Regions from separate parts of the Homo sapiens genome. Here all the other regions are linked to region 1. The links are chromatin contacts, found by Hi-C or POLR2A ChIA-PET in ENCODE. All regions are on one chromosome and are shown on one strand. The core of a region is the stretch at or near the end of the contact, and the rest is flanking DNA. Distances in the headings are between cores, read along the strand shown. Region 1 holds the start of CASP8 (caspase 8). Region 2 overlaps CDK15 (cyclin dependent kinase 15). Region 3 overlaps LINC01792 (long intergenic non-protein coding RNA 1792). Region 4 holds the start of SUMO1 (small ubiquitin like modifier 1).

The links. A loop is a pair of places that touch in the nucleus more often than their neighbours do. ChIA-PET counts read pairs that join two places held with the same protein, here RNA polymerase II (POLR2A). Pooled maps may share reads with other maps.
Region 2: a pooled map shows a loop between it and region 1 (4-fold over the local background). The contact joins the enhancer-like site here to the promoter of CASP8 in region 1. A Hi-C loop is called at or near these places in 2 of 37 single-sample maps with no recorded cell type and 3 of 50 pooled maps.
Region 3: a loop to region 1 is called in a map of CD4-positive, alpha-beta memory T cell, with 14 times the contacts of the local background. The contact joins the enhancer-like site here to the promoter of CASP8 in region 1. A Hi-C loop is called at or near these places in 1 of 168 maps with a recorded cell type or tissue (CD4-positive, alpha-beta memory T cell), 1 of 37 single-sample maps with no recorded cell type and 10 of 50 pooled maps. POLR2A ChIA-PET finds 5 or more read pairs at or near these places in 3 of 52 experiments (CD8-positive, alpha-beta memory T cell, activated CD8-positive, alpha-beta memory T cell and activated T-cell).
Region 4: a pooled map shows a loop between it and region 1 (4-fold over the local background). The contact joins the promoter of SUMO1 here to the promoter of CASP8 in region 1. A Hi-C loop is called at or near these places in 5 of 50 pooled maps. POLR2A ChIA-PET finds 5 or more read pairs at or near these places in 3 of 52 experiments (PC-9, RWPE1 and activated naive CD4-positive, alpha-beta T cell).

The regions. Positions count from the first base shown.
Region 1 is chr2:201,258,969-201,264,458 of GRCh38, forward strand. CASP8 (caspase 8) reads left to right here and starts at 1,568. Exons shown (of 9, transcript NM_001372051.1): 1 at 1,568-1,645.
Region 2 is chr2:201,882,017-201,887,093 of GRCh38, forward strand. The region is part of intron 12 of CDK15 (cyclin dependent kinase 15); the gene reads left to right. Among named protein-coding and RNA genes, the nearest start is that of CDK15, 78 kb to the left of the region's middle. Within about 2 kb of position 1,760, at least 5 of the 41 ENCODE cell types and tissues checked have a DNase peak (open chromatin) inside an H3K27ac peak, as active enhancers do.
Region 3 is chr2:200,711,342-200,716,473 of GRCh38, forward strand. It overlaps LINC01792 (long intergenic non-protein coding RNA 1792), which reads right to left. Exons shown (of 3, transcript NR_037886.1): 2 at 4,994-5,076; 3 at 964-2,789. It also overlaps the pseudogene AOX3P-AOX2P and the pseudogene AOX3P. Among named protein-coding and RNA genes, the nearest start is that of LINC01792, 21 kb to the right of the region's middle. RefSeq lists an enhancer at 1,774-2,053. Within about 2 kb of position 1,855, at least 35 of the 41 ENCODE cell types and tissues checked have a DNase peak (open chromatin) inside an H3K27ac peak, as active enhancers do.
Region 4 is chr2:202,235,129-202,240,030 of GRCh38, forward strand. SUMO1 (small ubiquitin like modifier 1) reads right to left here and starts at 3,469. Exons shown (of 5, transcript NM_003352.8): 1 at 3,312-3,469. The coding sequence starts at 3,323. It also overlaps the pseudogene STMP1P1. RefSeq lists a silencer at 2,934-3,123.

The DNA.
Region 1 (5,490 bases), core at 318-2,817:
TGTTTTTTAACTATGCGATCTCAGGCAAGTAATTCCTCTGTGCCTCTGTTATCTCATCATTAAATGATTAATAATGCCTCCAGAGGTGACTGTGAGGCTTGAAGGAGATAATACGCATACATCACTTACTACACGAGTTAGCAATTATTATTGCATATTAATACTATTGGTATTTTATTTTGCTCATTCTGTTTCTATTTCTTTTTTATTTATTTATTTTTTGAGACAAAGTCTTGCTCTGTCACCCAGGCTGCAGTGCAGTGGTGCAATCACGGCTCACTGCAGCCTCAACATCCTGGGATCAAGCAATTTTCCCATCTCAGCCTTCAGATTAGCTGGGACCACAGGCGCGTGCTACCACACCTGGCTAATTAAAAAATTTTTCTTCATAGAGATGGTGTCTCATTTTGTTGCCCAGGCTGGTCTCAAACTCCTATGCTCAAGGGATCCTCCCACCTTGGCCTCTCAAAGTGCTAGGATTACATGCATGAGCCACGGTGGCCATCCAGGCATTGATATTATGAGGCCATCTTGACCTAGCCCTCTCTGGTGAAGAGTCCTTTTCAGATACTTCGTTCAGTCTTCTCAGCTATGAGTCCCTACCCTCTGAAAGCTTATATTCTATTTGGGGAAAGACAAAAGGCAGTTTCAAAGAAGAGAGGTGTTTGATTTTCTTTTCCTACTTTTAATATCAGAAAACATTTCATCTAACTCTCAGTATGAAGGCAATATTTTGTTTACTGGTATATCCCTAGAGCCCAACATGGTGAGGGCCCCAGGATTTGCTTCTTTGATAAGATGGTAAACCCAGCTTTCAGCTAACTTCATGGTTTCCTCAGCTACACTCATATACAAGGATCACCTTTGGTAAGATGGACTTACCATCTTACCAAAGAGTTTTTGCATTTTAGAGTTTTTTCTTTTTAGATTTTTTTCATTTTAGAATTTTTTTATTTCAGAGTTTTTTCTTTTTAGAGGTTTTTCATTTTAGAGTTTTTTCTTTTTAGAGTTTTTTTTTTTTTTTAATTTTAGAGTATTTTAGGCTGCTGAGGGTGGAATCTGGTGACCTTGGGGCCACAGAGATGCTCCTTGGCTAAACCAGGGGCTTTAGCTCTGAAAGTTCACAGCCACCCTGAGAACCAAGATGAGAGGGCTCTGCAGTGTCCAATCTCAAGACCTCTCTGAGGTGCTCCATCAAGATTCATTGAATGAAAAAATTAAAGTCTTAATGATGAACCCAGAAAAATCTTTAAATCCTAAATATGAAATGAAAGTGTTCTTAGTTACAATCCAGTCCAACGTCCTTGTTTTGGAATGTGGAAATGAGGCCCCAAAGGTAAAATGGCCCATCCAAAGTCACAGCCAGGGGCCAGTGCTCAGGTGGCCAGGTGCCCTGCGTGCGGTCTCCTGGACCACCAGGCCTTTTTCCTGCAGCTTTAGAAGCTTTAGAAGGCACTCTGCTCACTCAGGGGCAAGTGGTAAGCGCTCTTTCCCCTCTAGTGTTTGTGACTCAGGAGTTTCGAAACAGGAAGTAGAGCTGGCTGGCTGTGCCCTTCCGTCCTTCATTAGACGTTTGCTCTTGTCTTAGATGCTCAGATGGTAGTGGATAGGCCTGTGACGAAGGTGCTACCATCGTGAGAGTAAGGTAAGGATTTGCCTCTTTGTTAAGGTCAGAGGGGCCTTTTGGGAGGAAGGCCTTTGATTCTGGAGTTTTCTAGGCTGCTGAGAGTGAGATCGGGTGGCCCTGGGGCCATGGAGGTGATCCTCGTATGTGAGTGTGGATGGGGAAACCATGAAGTTAGTGTAAGAGGTAGCAGTCCCTCTGAGAGCCTTGCCGAGGGCCGTGCAGTTTCCAGATCTGAAGGCCATTCTAGCTTAGACTGATGAAGTCCTAGGAGCTTCTGAAATGCTGCAAGTTTAACTACTTGTATAAAGGCCTCATCCTGATCCCAGTCAAACTTGTGAAATAATAGAAGCCAAAATTTAAATCTCTACTGACTTTGCTGCTACAGCTATCCTCCCACCAACACACATACCCACCAACATACACACTTGCCAACATAAACGCACACACACATACACACAAACACACCCATGTGGTCCTACTAATTCAATTATTTATTTTTTAAAGAAATTAAAAAAGACTGGGCGTGGTGGCTCTCGCCTGTCATCCCAGCACTTTGGGAGGTCGAGGCGGTGGTTCACCTGAGGTCGGGAGTTTGAGACCAGCTTGACCAACATGAAGAAACCCCGTCTCTACTAAAAATACAAAATTAGCCGGGCATGATGGCGCATGCCTGTAATCCCAGCTACTCGGGAGGCTGAGGCAGGAGAATCGCTTGAACCTGGGAGGTGGAAGTTGTGGTGAGCCGAGATCGTGCCACTGCACTCCAGCCTGGGCAACAAGAGCGAAACTCCGTCTCAAAAAAAAAAAAAAAAAAAAATTAAAAAGATACAGAACAGTTCAAAAAACAATATAATGGGAAGACTAGATAGACACAATCAGAGACCTGCACTTGTGGGGTTAAGAATTTACAGGTGAAGTTGCAAGTTTCATTCTGTTTGAAAATGATGGGATTATATGTTTTGCTGAGGTTTGGACACCTTTGCTGGGTTGTTTGAATGCCGTGGCTGCAGCGCCCTGTTATGGACATCATGTGCGTGCAGAATGGATGTCTGTCAGGTTCCGGGGCAGCCCGCAGTCTGAGGCAGCCAGCCTGGATTGGAGGGAGTGGCAATACTACCTGCCGGTTAGGGGTTTGGGCCTGAGAGCGAGTGGCTTTCAGGTTCTCTCAAGCTTCGGATGAGATGCAGGTTTCTGCTTCCGATGGCAAATGCATGTTTTGCTTTTTAGTTATCACTGCAAGAGCTAGGATGCTGCTAGAATATTACTGGAATGATTGTGATGAGATGGAATGTATTTACAGTTTAATTGTGACATGTAATACAGTGGTAGAATGGGACTCTGGAATGAGATGCTGGGGCCTAGATTCTAGCACTTCCTTTGTGAGGCTCTAACCCCCTCTCCTATAGTGGATTTGTTAAGAACTTCTGTTTTTGTGGCTTTGTTATTATAAAATTTTTTGAAATGTTGTTCTCTAAAAAAGTTATGATTTTATGTTTTTCTTCATGAGATTCTTTCACTGCCTTCCAGCTGCAAGTAGAATGACGTCTAAATCTTTGTGATCTGTCACTGAAGCCCTTGAGTGAGACACTTAAATCTGGCTGTGGCTCTCTCTCTTACTAGCTTATTTCCAAGCCGTGATTTTTCACAACAGAAAAATGGGGACAGTAATAGTAGTTTCTTCAGAGGCTTTTAGTGAAATGAGGTTAAAAAATATTTTTATGTTTATATGGATATATAGATTACAAACATTTATATATCATTTATTTATATGATTATTATAAACACATATTTATATTTAAATACTTTGGGGCATAAATATATAAAATAATAAATATACTTATGTAATACAAATAGACTTATATACATTTACTATTTAGCAGAGATTATATAAAATATATGTATTACATGGCAACATATTCAAATTTACATATGTTATATATACATGTGGAAAAAAAATTGGGAAAAGGCCACAAAATGTGACCAAAGAATTACTTCCAAATGGCAAGTTTTTAAGTAATTTTTATTTTCTTTTTATACTTCTCTGTACTTTCTCTATGAAACAAGTGTTACTTTTACTGTTTTTAGGAACCAAAAATACAAGTACATTGTTTAAAAAATACTAGCTTAACAAAGTTTCTAGCCCATAAGCTAGTGCAGAAAATCTAGGTCCCATAAAACAAGAACTGCCACACGATGTCTCTCCCCTTACAGTGCTGGATGGCCCGTTGTTAATGGTGTCATAAATCCTTTGCAAGTGACTGTTTTCTAGGTACTATGACTAGAGGGATGTGTAACTTAAGCAAAAAACAAAAAACAGAAAAGGCTGACTATCATCTGACAGTGTATCCTGGAACACCTAGGCCAGAGAAGAAGCCACGTTAGCATTTTCCCTTCTAAATGTCAGTTATGATTTGATGGGGAAACCACTTAAAAAGCATTGTCACGTTGTTGAAAAGGTAATGAAATGAGTGAGATGAGATGGCTATGGAGGACGGAGCTATGCGCCAATCTTATTATATCCAAATTCATGTCATCTCAGCCTTGGATTGTATTGATTTTTATTATATACTGTCAGAAAATGCTATTGAATGTGTAACAAGAGCCTCAAAAAGGTTTATTCATTTTGACACCATAATACTACTTTTAGGAAATTATTCTAAGAAAATAATTAGAGGTATTCTTAAAGATTTGCGTTTTAAAGTCATCCTAAATGTAATCAGGAACTGGCTATGTAAATTATAGCCCATCTCTAAGATTAAGTGCCTTACAGATATTAAAACCCATGCTGTAGAAGAAAAACTAAAGACAGGAAAGTACTTACAATACAAGATGTACTTACCAGTGGAAAAATCCACTTATACTACAGAAATATGATGTGTTCAAATATAAGGAAAAATGTGTATGCATAAAATATTTGGTAGGAAAGAGTAAAATATTACTGGGCATTTATATTTGGATGGTGGAATTATACATAATTTTAATTTTCCTTTTTATCTTTTCTGTATTGTCTAAAATGAATACACTAAGCATTGTTATCCTCAGAAAAAAATAATTGAGGGATGGGGGAAAGGAAGTCCTGCTTTCATTTGATTCTTTGGTTGGTTTTATTCTGTAAGATGAGACTTTAACAGAGGTTAGAATGCATTAAAAATTGTAAAGACAGTTGACCTAATGGCACTAAACAGGGTTAGATCTAGTTTAGATCTTTTCCAGCATGTGAATAAGAATGGATCTTTAAATAAAGATTTTAACTAGGTATATGTTTTAGAATAAGTCATACATGTACATGGTAAAAATTCAAACAGTACAAACTGTGCAGCAAGGTATGGGAAATAAAGCAGCTCTCACTGTCACCTCCACCCATCAGCCTTCTCACACTGCACGCCCACATCTGTGTGTAATTCTGCTTTTCTTTAACATTACTGAAGGAACTTCCTGTGCATTTTTTGTCAGAGCTCTTCTGTGAATACACAAAATATGTACTGATCAATACATTATGTAGATCACGCAGGCTCAACCACATTGATCTTCCTATTCTTTCTAGTAGCCAAATAGAGTTCCCTGGAATATGATTAATAGCTTGCCTAAATCTTCTAATGCTGATAAACAGTTGTTTCTGCTCTTTCGTTATTTCAAGGAATGCTACCATGAATAGCCTTATATATGGTTTTGAGTATACTTGTTTAAGTGAATGTAGGAAAAACTCTTGGAAGTTAAATTGTGGGCCAGTTTATGTGAATTTTATATTTTGACAGAGATGGCTAAATTACCCACCTGTTTTTTTGTTTTGTTTTGGTTTTGGTTTTGCTTTTTTTTTTTAAGAGTTGGGGTCTTGCTACCTGGGGTCTTGCCACCTGGGGTCT
Region 2 (5,077 bases), core at 510-3,009, 620 kb after region 1:
CTCCAGCTTTTGCTTGACGCAAGATGATTAGGAAGAAACAATCACTGTCCAAACTGATGTGTTGTTAGAAACTTGGGTTTTGATTTTTCCTGGCTGACCCAAAAGCAAAGCCACCAACAGAGGGGCCGTGGTGCATGGGTATCTAAGGTTGTGTGTGTATGTGTGTATATGTGTGTGTGCGTATGTGTGTGTGTGTGTGTGAGAGAGAGACAGAGAGAACAATCTGTATTCCTTCCCTGTTCGCCCAGTCACAGAGCCCAAATCTACTTTGACACTTTTAGAAAAATGAAAAGATGGAATCTTGTAGGAGGCTGCCTGCACTAGCGGGGGAAACCAGGAGTGCTCACAGCAGGAGGGAAGTTGACTTTTCTTTATACATATAGGGGTTTTTCCATGCAGAGTTTAAATTATGCCTGATAAAAGGAGTTTCGTGGATGTTTCAGTTCTTTCAAATTCTCCTGGCTTCCTCCCAATTAAATGAGGTTTGTCAAAGCCACAGGGCTCTGCTGCTGCTGCCTCGGCGGACAAGCATTTCCTGCAGCGACATCTCGAATCCCCGAGGGAGAAGATGAAAGCGCCGGTGCCAAGAGACAGGGAAAGGCGGGGGCAAGATTGGGTGTGTGTGCTTCTGTGTGTGTGTGCTCGTGCACATGAGTGCACGAGCATGTGTGTGTGCTTGTGTATGTGTGTGACAGGGTGGTGGGTGTGCAGAAATATGTATATAGACAGATGGACAAGTAGATAGAAAAAGCAAAGCTACCAGGAAAGAAAAATAGAGGAAGAGACAGAAGCAGCCAGGGCTGGTTTGTGCACCTTCGTGACAGTGGCTCTCACCACCAGCACATTATCTACTAAGAGATGCGGTCCTTGGCCTGGCAGTGCCAGCCTGCTTTTTCATTGCCCCTGGCAATGAGCCTTTATTAACAGCCTCCTTTGCAGACAGAGCACACCAGTGGGTAATCACAGTTCCCAATCTGCAGGGACATAGAAACTCCATCCCTGAGGAGGGCTGCCCCAGGCATGAGAATTGTGCAAAAATCGGCATGCTCTTGTGAGTGATTTGTAAGGAGAGTTTCTCTGCCATAATTATGCAAGAAATTTTGCTCTCTGGTGGCATTTCAGTATAAAATTATTTAGGGGCTTATATTTATATCATTTTATTATTCTGATTTTATTCTGGTTGCAGGATAACAGAGTTGTCACTTTAAAATATATTCTGTTTCCCCTTTGATCTGGAAGATGCCAGCTCTTATTGTCTGCCCTCTAAAGAAGACAATTAAAGCATAAAGCCTGGGACTGGGAAATACGTGGAGAGTGGAAGGACAGCCTAAATCCCAGTGTAGGAGCGGCATAGAAATTCCACACAAAATGAAAGAATTGTTCCAGTCCATCTCTATTTTCATGACGCTGAGAAGTCCCGAACAATGCTTTCCCTAGGTTGTGGCAGTACGCTTAGAGCCAAAGGGCATTTATCAGGGGGTTATTTGCCATGAAAACCAGGAATTCCAGGATTAGTTTCCTTTTGGACAGCACCTGAAGTGGAAAAGTGTGAATATTAGAATGGCAAGCATGTGGGAACTTCTGCCAAGTTCTGACATTTTCCCTTATTGACTCGTGAACACCTGAAGAAACACTTGTTGAAGGAGAAATTATTGGTAGTCCCTCTCAAAACACAGCCAACAGCAAGCTAATTGCTTTTGCAGATGGCCAGGGAGTCGCTCTTCCCACTCAGACACCGGCTTATGGCCACACTTGTGGTCCTCGTGGCTGAGCCAGCAGGGCAGGACGTCAGCTGGAGCAGCTAGGACCTAAAATTAGGCCCTTGGCAACTCTCTAATCTTAGCTGCAGGTTCAGCTTCTTCATTTAATTCTCTTTGCCCTCAGCATGAACTTGGGCTCTGGGAAAGGAACACTGTTTAATGATTTGGGGGTGGGGGTAGTAGGAAATCATTAAGCTGCCCCTTCTTAAAACTGGCTCCGCTCTGTTCTTTCAGGAAACCTTCCAAATGTTACCCTTGGAAATTTAAGACTGATTTTGGAACCTAGCCATTTTGAACTACAGACACTGATCCAGAAAAGTATTTTTTATCTGAGGCAGTAAATGACACGTGATTTAAGAGTCTGGTCTTTAAGCCATGGTCCTTGATCGTCAGGACATCAAAGGCTGTCTCTCTTTCTCTCTCTCTCTCTGGGTTGGTCCCATTTTGCTTGCTAGCCAAGTCTCATACTTGAGTCTCCCATTCCTTCCTGGACTAAATCCCCTTCTCCTTTAAAACAGGTTTTAGCATCTTAGGGGGAGAAAATCTAAAAAGCTTGCAATTGTTTCACAAGTAATTTTGCAAAAATGCTGTACCACAGCCCCCATTGTTAGAGTATACTTATATACACATAGGGATGGAAGAAAGCATGGCATTTACCTCTACCTTTGATCACACCATCCCGATATCTATACTCCGAAAGTTCTTCAGCATGCCTCATTGCCCTGTTAAAATCTGAGTCGTGTTTTGTTTTGGTTCAATAAAATAACTTCAGGCCTTCTTTGAGTGTTATCTCCTTAATATATTGGAAGGTCCCTATGATATCACTTCCCAAAGGCCACTTTAGGCTGAATTCCTTTAACCTTTGTTTCCAAATACAAATTCTGTTTCTCCCACTTTTTAGTCATTTTGTTTTATTGTTCTCTTCTGAATCTGTTCCAATTATTTTGCTTATCTCTGAGAATATGGAGGCAGCATAGACTCAAATTTCTTGCATGGTGGGAGAATCATGTTCCATTCATTCATTGGAGGTTTACTGAGTGTCCATGAGGTGTGATATTAAAGGATACAAAAATGAATTAGTCATAGACCCTGTCCTCAAAGAGCTTACGGTCCTTTAGGAAATAAGACAAGTATATAAACAGCTGCAGATCAAGTATACAAATAAAGTGCTCTAAGTGTTTGAAGGAGGTGAGATTAACTCCAGCTGTGGGGATCCAGGATGATTTTGTGAGTGGGCCTTGAAAGATGATGGGTCTGGATGATTGGAGAGGAAGGGCATACGGGCAAAGGAATGTCGTGTTCCTCTCAATACCATCTAAGATCATTCTGAAGTTGTCTTCTTTTTAATCATAGTGGCTCAGTCTTAACTCATATACCATTGTAGTTTTTCTTACCATCGTATGCCTTTTTGCAACAATTTAAACATTCTTTAACATGTACTAATCAAGCTTAGTTTCACTCTGAATGCTTCCACGTAATTTCAAACCTATTCTGTTTATTGGTTTTTTTGTGTATTCTATTCAAAGTTGAACCAGAATATTTTGTCATTCTATGAGGCCAGGTTTCAGGGGCTGGGGATGTTGGAAAAGAGGGAGGGAAGATTCTCAGCCATCCTCTTGACTCTGTGCTACTTCTAGGAGTTTGTAACGTAACTCAGACCAATCTGTCCACCTTTTAAATCCTCCATTAATCAGCCCTTAAGAAGCGAATTTGGAGATGTCCTCCATAACACACTTCCTCACCTTCTATGCACAAAGTTGTTCTCCATCCATTTCAATATGTTAGAGGAGATACTGGGTTGAGACGTGGTTTATGGGGTTGCATAGCATTGTGTTGCTGGGAGAAGTCTGGGAAAACCAAGTCCCTCAGCCCTACCAAGCCCTTAAGTTGGTTAAATTTGTTACGTTCATGGCTGAGTCTCCAAGTAAAGATAAATAATTCAGAAAAGAGTTATTTATAAAGGATCTTAAAGATTACTTATTCCATACCTTCATTATATAGCTGAGTCACTGATGCCCAGGGAAGAATAATCGTACCTGCCTTTTATTGGACATCTATATGCTTTATATAAATTATCAATCTATGTACTAATTGGTGAGGCTGGAATTGTTATCCTCATATTACAGATTAGACAGCTGGAAGTCAGGTAGGCTAATTGCTTGAAGTCACACAGCTAGAAAGTTGTAGAGCCAAGATTTTACTTCAAATCTGACTCCTAAAAGCTACTCCTTTCCTACTATTCATTGTTCTTGCTAAAGATCACATAGGAACTTAGCTGCAAAATCAAGATTAGAACCAAGATCTTGATGCCCAGTTCTGTGCTCCTCCCACTCTCTCATGTACTGTGTTTATTTTAAAGCTTTTCTGGGAAAGATTCCACACATCTCCAGGTAGCGTGTTTAATATCTCACAATTAAGAGGGCTCAATTTATGTTGAATAGAGATTTACACCCCAGGACCAACTTCTTCCTCAATGCCATCTTACTTTAGTTTATTTTCTTTTCTTTTCTTTTCTTGTAATAATATATGCAATCAGCCTTGGGTTTTAAGATTTTTTTTTTTTTTTGAGATGGACTTTTGCTCTTGTCGCCCAGGCTGGAGCGCAATGGCATGATCTTGGCTCACTGCAATCTCCATGTCCCAGGTTCAAGAAATTCTCCCGCCTCAGCCTCCCGAGTAGCTGGGATTACCTGCCTGTGCCACCACGCCTGGCTAATTTTTGTATTTTTAGTGAGACAGGGTTTCACCATGTTGGCCAGGCTGGTCTCAAACTCCTGACCTCAGGTGATCCACCTGCCTTGGCCTCCCAAAGTGCTGGGATTACAGGCGTGAGTCACCTTGTCTGGCCAAGATTTCTTAATCGATGGTGATAAATGTTTTTGTTTCACCTGTGACTCATTCAGTTTTATAAGAAAACATCAAGGAATCCAGTGGAAAATGAGTTGAAGGCATAAAATAGCAATTTATGCAAGAGGAAACAAAAAGAGCACAGCAACACATGGAATAAATTGACTGCTTTACTAGGGATTAAAAAAATACAAATTACCGTTAAATTAGTTGTTTTTTCCTGTAACCTAATAGCTCCCAGTGTTGATGAGATTGTGGTAAAATGATTCTCTGCTGATGGTATTGAAACTTTTGCAAAGTGTTATAGCATGCATATCGGGAGCCATAAAAATGATCATACCCTTATACCCTATACCTTTGTTCCTGGAAATTATCCAAAGAAATAATTGAATAGGGGGGAAAACCCTAAAACCTAGATTAATGAAAATGTTCATTGCAGTGTTGTCTATAATGTTTTACAATTTTTTAAA
Region 3 (5,132 bases), core at 605-3,104, 550 kb before region 1:
TGTTGTATTCCAGTGAGAGTCTGCTTCAGCTTTCCGACAGGCCTCACATCAGCAAAATGCCCTGGCGGTTATGAATGCTGGAATGACAGTCCTTTTCAAAGACGGCACAAACACCACTGTGGACTTCAGTGTCTATATGGAGGAGGTGGCCCTACTACAGTTGGTGCAAATAAATTCTGTCAGCAGCTTATCAGAAGGTGATTTATTAACTTACACCTCAAACCAAATAAAGGAGCACCGTGTGTTGACCCTACCACAGTTTTGCTTTCATGCTATTTTTCTGAAGTCCCTTATAGGATGAAAACCATGGAGCTCCTCTAATTCATACAAACTTCCCCACGGCAATGAAAATAAAAGTCTGAAGACTATGCAGCAATATAGATTTTAAAAATGGTTTTATACCAATCAACTATATCTTCATAATTGATCATTTATATTAAAATAATGACAGCATCTTTACTTCAGAACCCCGGTGGATATCCTGACATCTCCAAGAAACTCTTAGGTGTCCTAACAGACTTTCTTTTGACCCTACCTCAGGGGATGTACTCATACGAGGTCACTACGTTTTCTGAAAGAACAGAACAGCCAAGTGGAGCTGTGACTGTCTTTTGCCATGGCTTTCCTTTTTAATTTCCAACTGCTGTCATAGTGTCAGCTTTTAGGAAAGGATCAGCTGTGGAAATGCTGTATTCAAGCAATAATCAGAAAATACAATGGAATAACAGTTCCCGTTTATAGTAACAACCAAAAAATAACTCTAGGGATAAAATCAACAAAAATATGTGCAGGGCCAACATGAAAAGAACTTTTAAAATCTATTGGTGAACTTTAAAAAAAGACAAATTTTAAAAGGGAAAGACATAAGCCTTAGCTACAAGGACACAAAATATAACAGTATCAATTTTCTCTTATAAATTAAATATAACACATTCCCAATCAAAACATCAACAGTGTCTTTTAAAAACTTGATTTTAAAGTTTATCTAGAAAGATAAAAAATGTATAATAAGAATAGTCAAGAGGGGAAACTAGCCCTATATAATATTGAAATGTATTCTATTACATTAATACATGTCTAGTAGTTACACATTATAGGTACTGATACAGGAGGAGAAAAACAGACCAACAGAACAATGTAAAGTCCTGAAATAGGCCAGAAAGTCAGGTCTCATTAGAAGCAAAAATGCACTTCAAGTAAGCCATAAAATGGAGCATTTAAGGAAGAATATTGGTACAACTTGCAAGCCATTTTAAAAACAAAGAAACATAAAGCTGTACTTCTATTTCCCACTTTACAATAAAAATAAATTCCAGATTGATTAAAGTTTTAAATACTAAAAACTATACTAAATATATGCATGCATTTAAAAAAATCCATAGCCTAAGGAACATGAAAGCCGGAAGTTATAAAGAAAAGACTGATAAATTTGACTATATAACAGAGAAAAGCATTAGTATAAAAAGAAACGCATTTACAGCAAAAACTTTTCTAAATCAATAAAAAAAGATTAAAAAAACAAAAAAAGAAAAGTATACCCACTGGCAGGAAACTGGAAAAATAAACTATTTTGAGCCTCACTTAGAATTTTTAAAATGAAAATTAAAACAGCAATGAGATACCATTTTCCTCTATTAGATTGGCAACAATTTAAAATGTTGATAGTACCCACGACTGATTAAATTTGACACATTTTTTCCTCCGAGCATACTTTTCATGTAATAAAGTTACTGAAACCAAATACTGTATTCTTAAAAATGGTTAGGGTTACTAAGAAGCCAGCAACAGAGGGCAGCAGAGACCTCCTCTGGGGCGTCCGCGTAGTTCATGTTCCAGTTTTACAAAAGCAGCTTTTTCTCTGCTGTGGTCTCTGAGGTGTCAGAGTGCAGCAAAAGGGAAATGCGTCATCAGTTCTTGTCATCTCATTGGTGACAATGAGTAATCAGGTGGCGGTGGCGAGGTGGTGTCTCTGGGCCCTCTCTCCAGGCCAGAACGGGCACGTCCCACACGCGAGCAAGGCTTCTTGCTGTGCCGCCCGTCAGAGCCAAGTCTGTGATGGCGCCTCTGTTCCAGGTTGTTACAGAGCTGGGCAGCTCCTCAGGAAGTTGGCATTAAAGAGAGCTGGTGTTCAAAATCTGGATTTTCTTTTTTTTTTTTTTTTAACCGAGAGTCCTTTCCCCTCAATAAACTTGACAAAGGAGATCAAGGAAACTAGGAAACTACCAGAAATTCTCATTTGCATTTCCAAGCAAACGCCCAGCAATCTTAGTCATATTAGCTGCATGGCTTTGGGGTTAGAAAGGAGGTGAGGTTGGGAGGGGAAGATAAAGGATAAAATCAGAGTGAATAACACAGAAGAGGTCTAGCCAGCTGCCTTTCCTGCTTACAAGGGGCCACTGGGGCCAGAGCAGGCCTCCTCCCCCGGCTGTTGCGTCCAGGCTGTTTCCCACACTGTAGACCCCCTTCCTCCTTTGGTCCTCTCTGCCCTTCCCTGGGTCTCCCATTTCAGACCTTGCTGTGCTTCCCAGTCCCCCACATGGAACTCAGACTCCAATTTCCATCAGTCAAGGGCTTGCCTCTTCAGGCACATGTCCTCAGCTCCCACTAAGAGGTCCTCAGCTTTAGGCCAGCTCGGCAGACTGGGGAAATGGACGCCTCTGCACTGACCCAGCAATGCTTATCCAGATCAGTGTTCAGGGAGCACCTTTCTCTCTATGTCCTGTGGATGCAGGGTCTGCCTGGTCAACGGCAAAGGTGTCTTTATGCATCTTCGGGAGGTTGGCCTGTTACTGGGTATAGAGTTAGGGAAAGTACAGCCTGAGAAATTAATATAGAATGCATGTGTATATACATACAGACATTTTTGTGCTTTCTTTTTATAAAAGTAAAACATGTCCTTTAATGGACATTCGACAAATACAGAAGAATATAAAAAGAAAATCAAAATCTCCTGTAAACCTACCAGCTATATATGGCCATTGCCAAAGTATTTTTTAAATACTGTATTAAAAACTTGATTCTCATACAAATCTTAAGTAAGCAAATGTCAAAGATTTATTTAACTCGACAATGAGGGAACCAGCAAAATGATAAAACTGGATGAAAGTGAATTTGAGAGACTGAGCATATAGGCATGCCAGCACAATGACGAAGGTTGCTAGTTTAGGTAAAAAACCGGTTAATATCTTACAGGTAATAAAACTGTAACCTTTGAGGTTGCCTTCCTACAGGACAGAAATAATTTGATTCTTTACTAGAAAAGAAAATCTACATGTTCTTATGTAGCTTCACAGAGTCTAGCCCCCAATCAATAGTAAACAAGTTCAACAAAGGAACATTCCCTTAGAGAATGAGATAACCATGGAATGGACTTGCTAGACTGTGTTCCAAAATGCATTGAAAGGCCATTCAGTGAATCTTGTCTATTTTTCCAAGTTTTGGATAATATTTCTTAACATGCTATTATAATTTTAATAGACTTCCTTGTAATTTTAAGGATTATTAGGGTGTATATAAATATGTGAATACATAAAACACATTTTTTATTTTATTATTATTATACTTTAAGTTTTAGGGTACATGTGCACAATGTGCAGGTTTGTTACATATGTATACATCTGCCATGTTGGTGTGCTGCACCCATTAACTCGTCATTTAGCATTAGGTATAGCTCCTAATGCTATCCCTCCCCCCTCCTCCCACCCCACAAAAGTCCCTGGTGTGTGATGTTCCCCTTCCTGTGTCCAAGTGTTCTCATTGTTCAATTCCCACCTATGAGTGAGAACATGCGGTGTTTGGTTTTTTGTCCTTGCGATAGTTTGCTGAGAATGATGGTTTCCAGTTTCATCCACTTCCCTGCAAAGGACATGAACTCATCCTTTTTTATGGCTGCATAGTATTCCATGGTGTATATGTGCCACATTTTCTTAATCCAGTCTGTCATTGTTGGACATTTGGGTTGGTTCCAAGTCTTTGCTATTGTAAATAGTGCCGCAATAAACATACATGTGCATGTGTCTTTATAGCAGCATGATTTATAATCCTTTGGGTATATACCCAGTAATGGGATGGCTGGGTCAAATGGTATTTCTAGTTCTAGATCCCTGAGGAATCGCCACACTGACTTCCACAATGGTTGAACTAGTTTACAGTCCCACCAACAGTGTAAAAGTGTTCCTGTTTCTCCACATCCACTCCAGCACCTGTTGTTTCCTGACTTTTTAATGATCGCCATTCTAACTGGTGTAAAACACATTTTTTTCAAGATCACATTTTATATATATAATCCTACATTCTTTTTTTCAGATAATAGTATATCACAAACATTTTCCTATGACACTAAAGATTTTTCAAAACAGGATTTTTAATGGATATGTGTTTGTTTTTTATTCAAATGGATGTGCTATAACTTATTTAACCAATCCCCATTTGGGGGGACAAATAATATTCTGTAAATACTCTAAAACATAAATCTGCAGATATTTCCGATGATTTCCTTAGAACACATTCCTAAAAGTGGAATTTCTGTCTATTTTTTAGGTTCTTAAAACTGGCCTTTAGGAAGATGGTTTCAATCCATACTCTCAGCAACTGGGTATGAATGCAGCCCTTTCATCACAGCCTTAGCAACACTGGTTATCATATCCTCTAATCTTTGACAAATTTCTCTAAATTAGAGAAAAATTATCTCTCATTATTTGAATTATATTACTTTAATTAGTGAAGTTAGACCTTTTTCAGATGTTTATTTTCCATTGATAACTCTGTTTTTATGCTGATAAAATGTCATAAAAGGTAAAACTAAAGATAGACCTGAAGGGCAAAAATATAACAAAAGGGAAGCAAGAAGCCTCAGGGAAATGTGAGGGAAGGGACTTTGCAGGTGACCACGGTGGCTGGAAGGAGGACTTACAGTCGCATGCATGACATATAGCCATATTCACATGACCCTCAGGACCCCAGGCTAACTTGCTGCTGAACATCCAGGACTTACCAGGACAGGGAGGACAGAGCAGTGTCAAAATTTATTTTCCAAACCAGACAGCCTGATTCTCTTGCTGATCTGCTGTAGCTGGGCTGGTTGTTGGTCCAAGAAGGTTTACAAGATGGCAGAAAAAAAAAAAACAAAACCC
Region 4 (4,902 bases), core at 2,219-4,718, 980 kb after region 1:
CAGGCGTAAGCCACCCTACTCAGCCATTAAGAAGTGTTTCACTCAAATTCCAAAAACAATCATTTTTTCATTAATCAATGGAGGACCCAGCAATTGAAGTCTTGTGTGTATTTAATGTCCACCGATTTTAACCTTGTTATTACTCAATTTCACTATTTTAACACCAGACAATAACCTTCTGAGAGCTGCCTCAGAAAACACATCACTCTAAAATAACTTGATTCAAATTAAGGTTGTCTTCTTAGGACAGTGGTTTAGTCTCATGCTGATATTAAACAGTACAGGATTTGGAGATTCTTGTTCTCACTTATAAACCTCTTAAGATTAAGGGTTCAGCTTTATAACTCTTTTAAGTCTTTAGCACTCAACACTGAACTTGTACTGGGTCTTCTTTGTTTTGAGTCAGGGTCTCTATCGCCCAGGCTGAAGTACAGTGGCATGATCTTGGCTTGCTGCAACCTCGACCTCGCAGGCTCAGGTGATCCTCCCATATCAACCTCCTGAGTAGCTGGGACTACAGGTACAGGCCATCATGCCTGGCTAATTTTATTTTTTGTAGAGACGACGTCTCTCTATATTGCCCAGGCTGGTCTCAAACTGGGCTCAAGCAATCCTCCCCCACTTAGGCCTCCCAAAGTGCCAGGATTACAGGTGTGAGGCGCTGCACCCGGCCAATGTACTGAGTCTTTTTTTTTTTTTTAAACGGAGTCTCACTCTGTCGCCCAGGCTGGAGTGCAGTGGAGTGATCTCCAGTTACTGCAACCTCCGCCTCCCGGGTTTAAGCAGTTCTCCTGCCTCAGCCTTCTGAGTAGCTGGGATTACAGGTGCGCACCACCACGCCTGGCTATTTTTTGTATTTTTAGTAGAGACGGGGTTTCACCATGTTAGTCAGGCTGGTCTAGAACTCCTGACCTCGTGATCCACCCAACTTGACCTCCCAAAGTGCTGGGATTACAGGCTTAAGCCACTGCACCCGGCGAGTCCTAATGATGTTGGTCAATCAGCCTACAGCAACAGTTCTCAAACTTTTTGTTCTCAGGAATCTTACACTTAAATTTATTTAGAATCCCATAAAGCTTTTGTTAGGTTGGTTACATCTATTGATGTTTACAGTATTAAACACTGAAAACTGAGAAATGTCTTAAATATTAATTCATTTTAAAATACCAACAAACCTGTTATATGTTAACAAATATATATTTTTATTAAAAATATTTTTCAAAACAAAATTAATGAAAGAGTGGGACTGTTACACATTTTTGCAAATCTCTTTAATGTCTGGCTTAATAAAAACAGCTAAACAGCTGGATTTTCACATCTGCTTCCACATTTAATTTGTTTTATCACAAGTCATGTTAGTTTCTAGAAACGTCCATTGAACACTCATGAAAGAATGACAGTGAAAAAGACAAATAATGTCCTAGTATGAACATGAAATAAAAGAATCTATTTGTATCCTAGGTCCTTCATTTCTTTATGTATCTCTTAAATAACCTGACTTCAAAATGGAGCAATAAATTCTACATTTTATAATTATTTCTTTATGTTGCTCTTCCATCAGTCTACAATAAATTTCAAAATGCTTCCTAGACGCTTCTGGGAAACAAAATAAAAGGCTGACGAAACTAAGCATTTACGCCTATACTTTTCTTCCTAGTAACCAAGTAAACAACTACCTAGGGAAACACAATGCCCACTTGGGAATTAATCTAGATTATTAGTAAGTAGATCCATCCAAAATTCATCTAGATTATGGTTAAGCTTTAAAATGTTAAGTGTACATTTTGTACAATAGTACCAATCTGCAAAAACCTCACTTGCTCTCACGAAATGGTACAAAACTGGGTTAAAAGCCAAGGGAATAGGTGTGTTAAATTTAAAAGTTCAAGTACATCGTGGAGTTGAATGAAAAATAGTTTTCTGAATAACTACCATTAAATGAGTAAAAGTCCAAAAATAATGTAAAAAGTCAAAGTCGGCTGGGCGCGGTGGCTCACGCCCGTAATCCCAGCACTTTGGGAGGCCGAGGTGGGCGGATCACGAGGTAAGGAGATCGAGACCAGCCTGGCCAATATGGTGAAACCCCGTCTCTACTAAAAATACAAAAATTAGCTAGGTGTGGTGGTGAGTGCCTGGTGGTGAGTGCCTGTAATCCCAGCTACTCGGGAGGCTGAGGCCCGAAAATTGCTTGAACCCAGGAGGCGGGAGGGTGCAGTGAGTGGAGATCGCACCACTGCACTCCAGCCTGGCGACACAGCGAGACTCCGTCTCAAAAAAAAAAAAAAGTCAAAGTCGTCTGAGCAAACAAAAGACCAGACAAAAACTTTATGAATTAAAAACTAGCCATAAAGTTGTTTAATTAGAACAGGATGAGGAAGAAAAGGGGAAATCGATCACTCCTGATTAAGTGCAAATCCCAAGTAAATTATTGATACTAACAGTGAGCTGGAGCACTTTGCCTTACCAGGCAACTTTCTGCAAATATTCTGCAACGACTCTACATACACAAAGTTTTCCTATGCTTTTCCTCAAAAATATGAGACTTCCTCAGGTTAATGCCCAGGTGAGATGCTTTTTGTTGCTCTAGCAGTTTAGTTCTATTTTCTTTCTTGGTTATTATGAATGCTCTCTTACAACTGGAGAGCTAGGATGAACCAATCCCGAGTAAGAAACGGGAAAGTACAGTAAAGAGGCGACAGCTCTGCACCCCCACACGGAAAAAGACTCAGAGGAGAGCAGCGGCATCCTTGCCCTAGCTCCAATCCGAACGGAGGCAGGATTCCCAACAACATCGGACGTCTCCCTCCCTCGCCGCCCCACGCCCTCCCGACGAAGAAGCAAAAAGTGGAGAGTCCAGCCGCTTCTCAGGGCCACGGAGCCTCCCAGTCAGGGATTCTCTCCCGTTACATAACTAAGGCCTAGGGCCCTGCTTCTGCGATTAGTCCTCTGGAAGGAGACGGACGGGTTCTCCAGAGACCCTCCCAGGGAGGTGGAAGCGGGGCTCTGCACCTAGTCGACCCGGGAGAAAGAAGTGGGACGACATGAGGGAGGCCGCCACCAAAGGCGGTGGGGTACGGGGGTGATGAGCGAGCCCGGAGAGGGGCGGGCGGCTCCGGGAGCCCCGCAGCAGGCCCCGGCACCTCCGGCCGTAGTCGGCTCCTCTCCCTCGCCTGCCTAGTCCCCACCGGCCGCCCCCTCCCCCATTCCGCGCTCCCCTCCCCCGCGCCTCCATCCCCGACCCCAGCCTAGCGGCAGGCAGACCTGCAGGGAAGGCCCTGGCCACCGCCGTTGGATGGCTCCCAGCCCGGTACCTGGTCAGACATGATGACGGTGGCTTCACCCGGGGGTCTCCGCACAGCAGCGGCCTCGGGTAAGCAGAACCTCGCTCCGGGGTTTACAAATCCTTCTCCCTTCCCCACAGCACAACACCGCGGCTGCAGTAACTTCCGCTACGCCTCGCGTCACTTCCGCTTCGCGCAGGGAGGAGGGAGAGAGAGAAGAGAGGAAAGACAAGGCGGGAAATGGGTGGGGGAGCAGCCAAGGGGAGGGGCAGGCTGTGGAGCTGCTTTGCCGGTGGTCGCGCGGGTGAACGGCAGTTTTGTCAGCTCCTTCAAGGACCAGGTCCTGCGCATCAGTACTAGGGCCATCCCCCAGGAGCAAAGGTCCTGGCTCCATGTCTCAATGTTTGGAGCCACTCTCACAACCTAGATTGCTCTCTCCGTTACACCTTGCGCGTCTCTGACGACTGAGCCGAGATACTTCTTTTGTCTCCTCCCAGCCTTGCTCATCAACCCCCAACCCCCAAATATGTTTATTTGAATGCCAGTACTTCTAGCTCTAGAACCAACATTTTCGGTTAACCAGCACCCTTGCCAAACACATGACCGTGATTTAAAACAACAAGAAAGCAACGACCCAACACAATCTTGACGGCTACTGATGCTAAAGACCGCTGCTGAAAGTTCTAAATGGGGAGTGAGTAATTCCAACCCTTGAATTGGTTGCTTTGAGTTAAGGTTAAAGAATGATTCTTCTTGGCAGGGCGCTGTGGCTCACGCCTATAATCCCAGCACTTTGGGAGGCCGAGGCGGGCGGATCACCTGAGATCAGGAGTTCGAGACCAGCCTGGCCAACACGGTGAAACCACGTCTCTACTAAAAATAACAAAAATTAGCCGGGCGTGGTGGCTGGCGCCTATAATCCCAGCTACTAGGGAGGCTGAGGCTGGAGAATCGCTTGAACCCGGGAGGCGGAGGTTGCAGTGAGCCGAGATCCGCGCCATTGCACTGCAGCCTGGGCGACAAGAGTGAAACTCCCTCTCAAAAAAAAAAAGGTGGCGGGGGGGGCGATTCCGCTCCCCTCGCATGGGGAAGCAGGCTCTGACCGGCCTGCAGAGCTGCAGCAGCCCTTTGCGCCCTCCTCGCCCTCCCCACCAACATCATGCTCCAATTCCTGCTTGGATTTACATTGGGCAACGTGGTTGGAATGTATCTGGCTCAGAACTATGACATACCAAACCTGGCTAAAAAACTTGAAGAAATTAAAAAGGACTTGGATGCCAAGAAGAAACCCCCTACTTCATGAGAATGCCTCCAGCACTGCCTTCGGGATATACTGATTCTACTGCTCTTGAGGGCCTCCTTTACCATCTGAACCAAAAGCTTTTGTTTTCATCTCCAGCCTCTGGGCTCCTCTTTGCTAGACCCTGTGTTTTTGGCTTTAGAGCAAGCAAAATGGGGCCTCAATTTGAGAACTACCCTACATTTCCAACATACTCACCTCTTCCCATATTCCCTTTCCAACTGCATGGGAGGTTCTAAGACGAATTGTGGTGCTAGATTAGTAAACATGACTTTTAATGGAAAAAAAAAAAAGAATGATTCTTCTTAGATTTCTTCTGTA